Regions from separate parts of the Mus musculus genome. Here region 2 is linked to region 1. Evidence: chromatin loops called from intact Hi-C (ENCODE). Cell type or tissue: left cerebral cortex. All regions are shown on one strand. Links, peaks and the distances in the headings refer to the core of each region. The heading gives the core; the rest is flanking DNA.

Region 1 (5,380 bases), core at 238-5,237:
CTGGAGCACCCCTCTGGGATGACTGATCAGAGAGGGTAAGCAGAGGCAGCATCATGGAAGGCTGACAGTGGAACTGCTCTGAGCATTAGCCACACATTTCTGTTTAGTACTCTCAGGGAAGGAAAAAGCTTAAACAAGAATGCATTTTAAAGTAAATGACCAGATAACCATTACTTGCTCCCGATTTGCAGCGGTCTTCTAGAAATCTAAGTCTGACTGTAGATCTATAACTTTTAGGAGTGGATGATGGGGCTGGGAGAGGACCCAGTGGTTAAGAGCTCACACTTCTCTTGCAAAGGGCCCCTCACTGGGCAGCCCACAGTGACGTCTAAGTCTAGCACCAGGGAATCCCACACCTCTGACTTCCATGGGCACTCATAATCATGTGCATTTGCCAATGTGTTACCACTGGGACTTACACATAATTAAAAACATTACAAAAGGATATAGTGTATCAGGTCTCCAAGACTGTGAAATAGTCCAAAAACATCATTTACTCTGAGACAGAATCCTGGGCAACAATTCAACTTTTCTCACTTCTTCTAGGTCTTGTCCCCAATGTCTACTTGACTTTTGTCATCTAATTTTACTTTACTGAATAAATCTGGAGATAGTGTTAGTGTTGCTAGAACTGGAAGAAATTCTGGAGAGTCTCTCCTGCTAAAGCTCGAAGGGAATGTCTTGGGATGCATGTGGATACACATGCCTATAATCTCAGCACTTGGAAAGTCAAGGCAGGGAGATCATGAGTCTGAGACTAGCCCCAGCCACCTCCAGTTTAGGGAACTGTGGTGGGACTCATTTGCTCGTTCTGTTTTTGGACCATCACTGCTAATGCTGAGGAAGGTGGCTTTCACATCACGAATCTTCCTGTTATGATTGGACTTGGAGATGTTGGATGTAGACTCCGGAATCCTATCCCAGAGTTCCTCAACACAGCTGGGTGCCACTCTCTCCAGAAGAGGACAATGAGAAGTCCTCCCAGAGGCCTCATCCCATCTGGTGAGATGAGAGTGACTGCACGGGCAAAGGAGGGAAGAGCTCACTTCCCAAAGCTGCTCTGTGCTTTCTCACGTCGCACTCTCCAAACACGCTTGCCCACTCAAGCCCTTGGCTTTGGTGTTTTTGCTCTGGAAAGCCATGGGCCTGAGGAGCTTTGGAACAAAACGCTGTAGTAAAGCTTCCGATGAATCTGCTCCATCATCGGACTTAGCATTCTACGCAGTGGGTGTCAGGCTCAGCTTTGACATGCCCAGTTCTTTGAGGCAGGGAAAACTGAAAGGCCTGGGAATCAAAGCCTCCCCAGCCTCCTCCCAGTTCTCCTTCTGAGACAGGAGGGGACTTTCCTCTGAACTCTCTCATCTACCTGAAAACTGGATCCACAGAACAGTTAACTTTGATCCCACCCTGAGGTTCCACTGATGGGGAAAGACCAAATCCTATCAGCAAGGAAGACTAAAGGCTGGCCTCACCCCAGACAGACTTTGTCCCAGCCGTCTTCTGTCCTTTGGTCCATTCGATTTCCAGAGAAAATTAGAAACCATTAATCTTTGGGCCCATTCCCCTCCCTCTTACAATCATCTGTTTCCCCTTTGCCAAGCCACTATCAGGAAGTTGTGTAAAACTCTGAGTCTTCCAGGGTCTGGATGTGTTCAGGTGGTATCCTGGACACATTGACTTTTCTATCTTTCTTTGTTATTGTGTCTGCTGTAGGTTCATTTCAGCAAGCCTCCAAAGACAGAGAAGGAATTTTTCTAGGTCCTACCTAGACTTGGGTAAAGAGAAAGAAAAATCTTGGTTACATGAAGCTTTACTTTTCATGAGAGAGAACAAAGGTAACACTTGGAGTTCTAATTCACTGGTAAATTATTTTTGCAAGGGCTCAAAGATGCCAGACCACAAGCGAGACACACCCCACACCAATTCAAATACGGAAGTATAAATAAAATTGGTGTACTGAGACTGGCCAGTAAGTCTAGAGGGGCAGAACACCAGAGCAGCAGGCAGAAGGAACAGCACTCAGGTAGAACATCTGAGGAAGACTTCCCAACTCATAGGAGAACCAGAGAGCATGCCCTGGCTCACTGGGTGATGCTGCATTGTCAGAATCTGCTGTAACGCCATGTCCTAGGAGAAGCCATGCATGAATGGAGTCCTAGCACAGACACTCTGCATCACGGGAATGTAGAGGAACATAGAGAAAACTGGCTGTGGTTGTGCTTTAAGAGCCTGCCCGGGCACACGCTTGAGCCCAGGAAGTGCCCATGCTCTCCGTGGTGTCTCTCTACTGCCCTCTAGTGACCAGAATTAAAACCATGACTGCTGACAATGAAGCAAATGCTTTTAATTAAAGCTTTGACCCCAGGAAGCAATGGGGCAAATGCAAAGGGGACTTAAAGCGTTGACCCCAGATAACAGGTCTTGAAGGGAAGTTGGAGCTCAAACAGAGAAGACCAGATAAACTGGTGACTGGCAGAACATTTTCATGTAGCCTGCACACTTGTGTGGTGGTTAATCTTCATTAGCAACTGGACTCAGAACTGGATTCGGAGTCACCTAGGAGACATAACTTGGGATGTGTCCTTGAAGGTAATCCCAGAGAGGTTTAACTGAGTGACAATCCACCCTGAATATAGGCAGTCCCAACCCATGCGCTGCAGTGCTATGCTGAATCCGAAGGAAAAGCCAGTGGAGGTGTGAGCACTCATCCTGAGCATGGCTGTGGTGTGAGCAGCCCCGTCGGGCTCCTGGTTCTGCCACTGTGAACTGTAGCACGAGCCTGAATAAGCCCCTTCTCCTTCACGTTGCTTGTTTGTCCGGTATTTATTCATAGTAACGAGAAAGGCAGTCAATGTAACTCAGTTGAATTTAATTCTCTGCAATTCTCTCAGGCATGTACACTTGACTTGCTCCACCTCCGGAAATATTTAACATCTGATGGGTCACGTGATATTTTCTGCTGGTGAATCTACCTATCTCTCCTCATTCAAATCCCCACGCCTTCCTGTCTCTGAATGAGACTGACTCTATGCTGCTTGCAGCTCCCTTCTCCTTGCAGATAACTCTAAACACTACGGAGTTAGAAGAAGCAGGACACATGGGTAGCGTTATGCTTGCCCCAGCTGACCTCCTGGAGAGGGACCGAGTCTCAGAAGAGCATAATCAACTGCCTTTATCTTCTTTGCCCCAAGGGTAGCCGTGTTTCTCAAAGATGCTGTGATGTGGAGGATAGTTGAAACGTCACTCTGAAAGATGAAGACTGTGGTTTCAAAATGTCACATTATATTTGGGAAAGTTAGGTGTATGAAAATCTGTTTCATTGACACAAATGCTTTGTATATAGGGAAGCATGTTCTATTTGGTATTAAAGTTCAAGAGTTCTTTATTCTATTCATTTCATGGTCCATCTGTCATATATAGTGCCCAGCAACTTTGGAAAACAGGCCTATTTGCACAAACCAGTCAACACATAACTGCTTATTATCTGTGTGGAGTAGTGACAAATCTCCCACTGAGTGGCTGTAAACCCAGAAACGTCATTTGTGTCTCTGGGTCCCTAAGACTACCTACATGGTCAGCAGTTTGTTAGAAGGGTTGACAAGACTCAGCAAAGCTGTAATGTTTTCCTAGTCATTAAAGCTGAAAGGTCCAGATTGAGACCAGCCACATAGAAAGACAGAGAACCTACCACTGCCTCGTTACTAGAGTAGCCCCTTGACAGCCCTCCACCACTCCTGCGTGCGCATGCCTGTGGTACCTTACAATCACCCCCCCCCCCTTCACAATATTCCCTGAGCCCTAGGTGCAGGAGTTGTGTTGCAGATGTATTGTTGGGTCTTGCACCCCCACAGGCAGTTATTCTCTATAGTTTGACCAGTGTGGTTTTCAGGGATGGTTTCCATGTTGCAAAGAGAAGGTCTTGTTTTGTTTTGATTGTTTGTTTGTTTTTATATTTTCTTATGAGTGGTAAGAGCGACCTTTGTTTGTGGGTATAAGATTAAGCGTGTAGAATGCAGTTAGGAATTGTGCTGATCTACTAGTGGGGGCAGTAGCTTCTCATCTAAGATCCATGATCTCACGACTAACCGTGGGTAGTAGGGTCAGGTTTACAGTACTAGGTAGGCATGATTTTCCCCCGAGGAAAGGCGGCCATAAGTCCAACCAGACAGCTGTTGGCTACCATCAAGATCCAAGTGCCACTATTGCACCTTATTGATACCATGTCATGCTGGTCATTGTGGTTCACAGGTAGGTAGATTGGTGACGGCCCAGGAGCCTGGCCCAAGTTTTCAGCTCCACTAGAGATGAAGGTGATTTATTATAATGGAGTTTTCAGCACAGACTCTGTGGCGGTCTGGCCAGGCCTATGGTCCTCACCACAGGTGACATTTTAACATTGCGTGGCTGTTTCCATGTATAAGTCACAGTGAAGTCAAGATGGACCAAGATAATGCCAAGTTTTAAAGTCACGCTGCAGTGATTGCAATTTTTAATTAAGCAACACAGACGTTGAGTAGGCTGTAAAGGCAATTTCAATTCAACGATAGTTAAGGAAACAGCAGAATCTAAAGAAAGGACACATTTTTTGTATATTTCTTCTATCAGGTAATAGTTCTTTTTATCTTCGTATTCAGCTTGAAGGGACAAATGGTGTTTTTTAAGCCATACTCCCAGCCGCTTCTGTCCCTTCCATCCTCCTTAGAAACCTACCCAAATCTAAGGAAAATGGGTGCCTCTCAGGAGATTGTGAAAATTAGTTCAGGCTAATTGCTGCTAGATAAGTAGAGTTTAGCAGCTGTGTAAAATAAGAAGCAGGGGCTGTGGGAGAGGATGTGCTTCTGTTACATCAAGAAGAATCCAGGTTCAACTTAAGGACAATTTGCTAACTAAGAACTTGAAAGCCTGAAACAACTGCCAAGGGCTATGAACTCTTTTTATCTTAAATAGAAGAAAGAAATGAAAAAATGCATAGAAGCCATCCCTCAATCTGGGCAGCAAAGCCCTGTTTCTCTTTTTAGCCCTACCTGAGAAGCTAGGCAGGACCCGCAGTTCACTCAGCAGCTCTAGAGCAGAAGATGGAGGTTTATGCCACACTGCATCCCAGGTTAGACTTCTGCGCAGTAGGATTATTTTTGGAATAGGCTGCTGCTGGTATTTGAGATGAGTTGCTGGAGTACAGAGACACACTTATGTGTTAGAGTTATGAGCTCCAGCACTCTATAGAAGAAAGCATCTGCTACAGAAAATAAATCTGAAAGTCACACGCCTCCAGAGGAAGAGGCGCTCTACTCAGAAAAGCCAGCCAGCTACCCTGAGAGCCGGAAGCCTGATGAAGCCCGAGCTAAGAGGAGACACACTTTCCCATGGGTCATGGGGTTGG
Region 2 (5,380 bases), core at 179-5,178, 88 kb before region 1:
CCTTTTTTTTTTTCTTTTGTGACCAGTCAGAACCATAGCCTTTAAAAAAATCAGCTTTCACACCCCATTTGCGGTCTTCACCACTGGGCCACCAGTCAGCAGCCCAGCCTGCTGCAAGGAGGTCAGTAGGAAGCTATTAGCAGAGTCTCCCCCTGGGAGCTCTGGGTCTTATTGAGTTGAATGTTAGCATGACAGTACTGCAAATAGCTCAGGTGTAGGCTTTTTCTTTTTCTTTCTCCTTTTTCAAACAGTTAGCACAGATTTCCCCATAGTGTTGGTCACTCTAGGAAATTATTGCTGAAAATGAAGTCCCCAAAGCTAGCATGGCAGTGGCCTTTCCAGGCTGTGAAAAATGGGGAAAGGAGAAACTGTGCCACAGAACCTGGGGGTGGGGTGGCTGGGGCTTTTGTGACTCACAGCAAAACATTCTTCTTAGCCAGGTAGATCGTGGAATGTGGCAGTCGGGACAAACACACATTTATAAGTTTTTCTTAAAGAAACAATAACTAAATGGCTACTCTAGCAATAAGTAGGGTACTCGCTTGCTGTGAAGAATCAGGGGGCAAACTGCTTTTACTGAGGTAAGTTAGCTAATATATTAATTCCTAAAATTCTGACACCTTGAAGATTTTAAATGATACATTTGAAATTCAATTAAAATGTATTTTCTATCTATATTTGATTTAAATTGCAAAGAGAATACACATGAGGAGGTCTCTATATAGTTGCAAAGTATAATTTAAGAAAGCTATCATGTCTCTCAGTCTATTTGCATCTCCCATCTTGCCTATATATACACGAGCGTGCAGATGCAGGAGGAGATCAGGATTCCTAATAGGCAAAGTTAATACAGATGCCAGCAGTTATTCAGGCCAATGGAGATTTTCAATGGTAAATTACAACCTTTAACTAAGTTGTATGAATCTCACAACTTCATCTATAAGGTGGTGGAAGTTTAAGCAATAAATTAACAGATCTCCAATTAGACTCTCACTCACTAATCTAAATGGTATTTCTTCTCTTGTATCTTTTGCAGAGAGCATATGATGTAGGTATTTTTTGTCAAGATCATCCTTTTAATCGAACATTGGTTGTTCCTTCTCATCCTCAGTACATTTTTGACCTAGAAACGCGCCCTAAGAACCGTCTGAAGACTTACCCCAGACTGAGTGGCCACTAAAGCCATTACAGATAAACACACGTCTGTGTTGCTCGGCTGCCCTTTGCCTTATTCATGTGTCTATCTACTTTGTGTTTCTAGAATAGCAAAAGTGTGTTCCTTTAGAATGTTTTAGTCATTCTAAAAATAGTATCACTCATATTAAGGAATAGATATCAAAGAAGAACGAATTTGAAAATAGTTTTAGGCATAAAGTGTGTCTGTGTTAACTTTATTTTATATTAAAATAAATTTTAGTCCTTAATGGAAAGTAGAAAAGGTTAAATTTAACTCAAGTAGGCCTTAGCATCGTCTTAGAAAGGAAATGAAAACAACATGTGAGACCAAAGGGGTCATGTGTACCAGTCCTTTGGTCTCAAGTCTGTGCTCATGCGCCTTCGCGGCTTTGGACAGCTTGGTAAAGCAGCAGTGTGGGCTGTGCCCTTCTGAGTGGTGTGATGCTGCCTCAGTTGAGTGTTTAGATTCATGTATGGAGTGCCTGCTGTCTATCTTGTATCCCGAGGTTGCCAACATACCCAACATGACTTTGTTCTCCATTTGGTTGCTGTGGATAACTGTGAAATTGAATGTAATTATCTATGATGGATAGTGGCAGAAGAAAGTGGCACCTCCAAGTGAATAAGTTCTTCTCCAAGGACGAACTGGGGACAAGGCTGTGGTGGGCGCAAGATAGGAATCACCTCCAGCTAAAGGGTTGGCTTGAAATGTTAAGCTTTTCTTGGACAATTTTTCTTTTCCTTTTTTAAAACAAATATTTGTTTTATGTGCATTGAATTGATGTTTTGCCTGCATGTATGCCTGTGTGTGGGTGTCAGACCCCCAGGAGCAGGAGTTACAGACAACTGTCAGCTACCATGTAGGCACTGGGAATTGAACTGGGGTTCACTGGTAGAGAACCATCGAACCATCTCTCCAGTCTTTTTGGACAGTTTTTCCAAGATACTTGTCCTGGCTAATATTACCAGGACCCTGAGATAATGTGCAATCAGGAATGTTTATGGGTTAATTACAGCATAAAAGAAAAATCTATTTCTTTTGGAAATAACAGAAATGTTTAATATGTTCTTTATATAGTTCAGTGTCTACAGAGCCACAAATCATTTCATCCTGGAAATTTTCACTTTCCCCTACATGAAGGATATTTATACATGTGCATGTATAGATATGCACATGTATTTTGATTATGAATCTCTGGAGATCAAATATCACCAAATACAGTTATATCAAAGTAGGGTACTCTTCAGTCTGTGACTCCAGTAACATGAGGTTTATAGAACATGGACATCTGCTACACTTGGATTTCTCGGTTCCTCACCCACGCATCTGTGGAACCCATATAGCAAGGCAGATGCCGTGTGCTAAGGCTCTACTATTCTGATGCCATGTGTGACAGAGTCAGCCACAGAGTGTGGAGGGGAACATGACGCTGCAGAAGCAGGGCACCTGATGTGACATTACGTGTGCAGACTTGGAGTGATAAACAGTATTCCATATGGGTATGAGATCAGAGTGGTTAGCCAAGTACAGGACCTAAAATTGATACCATTTGTTCACATGGGGAGGGAGACAGAAGCCAGCCAGGCCGTGCTGCCCCTCCTCCCCCTTGTATGGGTTGGGTGCCACTCCAAGGAGCTGATCCTGTGCTGTGCATACAGGGTAACTGAAGACAGGTACTAGAGAGAGCTGAGGGTGGCTGGGGACATGTCCTTGCCCAGTGGGATCAGCTGGGTGGTGTGCAGCAGCCCAAAGCTTATGCAGACCCAGGCTCAGCCCCCAACACACTACCAGGCTGCAGTACCACCCTGACTCTGGGCAATGATGGATTCCCAAGATAGAAATGGTTCACTTTCTAGATTGGACCTCCTCTACCATGGCCTATGATAGCATAAGAAGCCATGCTAGTGTTTGTGATCCAGGCAGCTGCTCCAGGCCGCAATAAAACCAGAGACCCATGTAGACTGTACCACTGACTGAAGCCGTGGTGATGGCTTTTGACTTTGCTGCCTCGGGACTCCATGTTGACGTGAATAGCATGTCCTGCCACCTGAGGCCATGCTGATGTCTGTGTTCTACGCAGTTGCTGAGGGGCACGTGGGGGGTCCATGGCCCTGATGCAGCAGAGGGCCATGTTGATGTTTGTGGTCCGTGTACCACCCAAGGCCATGCGGATGTCCATCGTTCTTGATGCTGTGGTCCTTGCTGCCTCGGGGACCATGCTGAAGTAAGTGGCCCATACAGCTGCCTGGGGCTCACTGGTTTCCACGGCCCATGCTGATGTGAAGCCTGTGCAGCCACCTGAGGCCCTCGGAGGACCTTGCATCTATTTTCCTACTGCAAAAGGCGGCCGTCCTAGTGGTTTGTACTGTCGTCAGAAACCACGCGGAAACCCGTACGCCATGCTCCCGCTAACTGTAAGGAGCAAGGAAGCTACTTTAGCAGTGGTATTGATGACTACAGACGCACAGTTGGGAAAGAGGGACATGAGAGGCTTCTGTGACGACCCCCACCACCACCTCCCAAAGCAACAGCCTGAACAGGAAACCAGCAGAGAGAACTCTTAAAAGTGCGATAGGGATGATAAGAGCATAGCTCTCCACAATGATGGCTTCTGGCCAAGGCACAGGACGGAAAGGACCCTGTTCCTCTTAAGGGGCAGGGCACTGAGAGTTTGACTTGGCTGCAGCGAGTATATAAATAACACAGATTGGACTTGTTTATTTATTTTATTTTATTTCATTTTGTTGGGAGGTCACAAGGCTGCTGAGGGCAGACTTTGAAGGACTGGGAACTGAATGTGATGGGCTCTATGTCAATTTCCCAAAGCGTCAATAAAAACATTTTGTTGGAAAAAAAAATGCCCGTTGGGTGTATAATGATCAGCAATTCAAATAAGTATTTATTGCATACATAATTAATACCCTAAATTTGTTCAAACATTGCCCACTTGCCTTTTTGTAAATGAAGGAATGGCTTCAATTAGTTAAATCTTAACTGTATGGCTTCCTCACACAGTTTAAAACACATATCTATCAGGAATACAATTGGGTGACTAAAGGTCTCTATTATTTTTTCTCAAATAAAATTTCTGAGCCGGGCGTGGTGGCGCACGCCTTTAATCCCAGCACTTGGGAGGCAGAGGCAGGCGGATTTCTGAGTTCTAGGCCAGCCTGATCCTACAAAGTGAGTTCCAGGACAGCCAGGGCTACACAGAGAAACCCTATCTCAAAAAAAAAAAAAAAAAAAAAATTTTCTGACTGAGTTTTCAAAAACAAATTTACTCTGCAGTCCTGAAAGTTGCTAAGATTTTTGGTCTAAACTGGATAAAACGTTTTCTAAGTTCATCTCTGGTATTAAGCACCAAAATTCTAGTTTAAAATACTTCTCCCTCAAATGGATAAAATTTAATTTCATATGTAAATTTTAAAAATGTTCTTTAGATTTCAGGTATATACAATTCACCTTTCCGAGAACATCCTGACCCATGGGAACTGCGGTTGCAGAAGGCAAAGCCTTTGGGTCACCAGAAGTACACTGCAGAAAAGGGCAAGACCTCCCAAAGCCCTAGTAACTGGCTGGCATGCACCAGTGTCCACTCCTTCCCGCAGTCGGAGAGTCTGCCACCTATCAGCAGGAAGCGGTGCCAGGTACCAAGCAGCCCTGTGTGAATCTGTCATTGGTTTTCTATCCTCACTGTCCTCAACTCCAACTGTGGTGACATTTGTTAACGTCACCCAAGACACCCGTGCACTGTCCATTTTTGTAGCACCAGGGTAGTTAATGCTGTTGGTTGAACACTACTGGCTGCCTCCATGTACAAACTCTGTCTTGGCCCTTGGCCACCTCAGCCTCTTCAAAGCTCTAGATGTCTTTTCCAACATCCCATCATGGCCTGTTTCACTTATCACAGTGTCCCTAAGGTCAGTTAGATTATGTCAGAATGGTATTCCTTTTTAATTTATCATATATATGGGTATATATATACATATATATATACCCAACTGTTTACCCAATCATGACTCAAAAGATATGATCACTTTTATGTTAGCTACATTAAAAAGAACCTGCTGAGCACACTAGCAAGTTTTTGACTATACACTAGGAAGTGAAACAGCATACAAGTATCTTCTCCCATCCCGTGGGAGGCCTTTTTACTCTTGCCATGGTTTTATGATTAACAATGCTTTGTTTTTTAGAGTAGTT

The links. A loop is a pair of places that touch in the nucleus more often than their neighbours do. Peaks named below come from ENCODE experiments on the same cell type or tissue, not always from the same donor. Only the 100,000 strongest peaks of a DNase experiment are listed, where the experiment ranks them.
Region 2: a loop joins it to region 1, with 4 times the contacts of the local background. A loop is called at or near these places in 3 of 42 quality-filtered maps.

What each region holds. Positions count from the first base shown.
Region 1 is chr1:187,028,863-187,034,242 of GRCm38, reverse strand. It overlaps a transcript of Spata17 not described here. Among named protein-coding and RNA genes, the nearest start is that of D1Pas1, 64 kb to the right of the region's middle. In left cerebral cortex, for the core only: a CTCF peak has its summit at 2,293 (motif pointing left); DNase peaks (open chromatin) are centred at 2,274 and 5,194; H3K27ac peaks cover 805 bases.
Region 2 is chr1:187,116,707-187,122,086 of GRCm38, reverse strand. It overlaps Spata17 (spermatogenesis associated 17), which reads left to right. Exons shown (of 10, transcript NM_028848.3): 7 at 4,618-4,824. It overlaps Gm15509 (predicted gene 15509), which reads left to right. Exons shown (of 3, transcript NR_151534.1): 2 at 27-121; 3 at 1,037-1,218. Among named protein-coding and RNA genes, the nearest start is that of Gm15509, 5.0 kb to the left of the region's middle. In left cerebral cortex, for the core only: no CTCF peak of the experiment used is centred there; a DNase peak (open chromatin) is centred at 2,578; H3K27ac peaks cover 310 bases.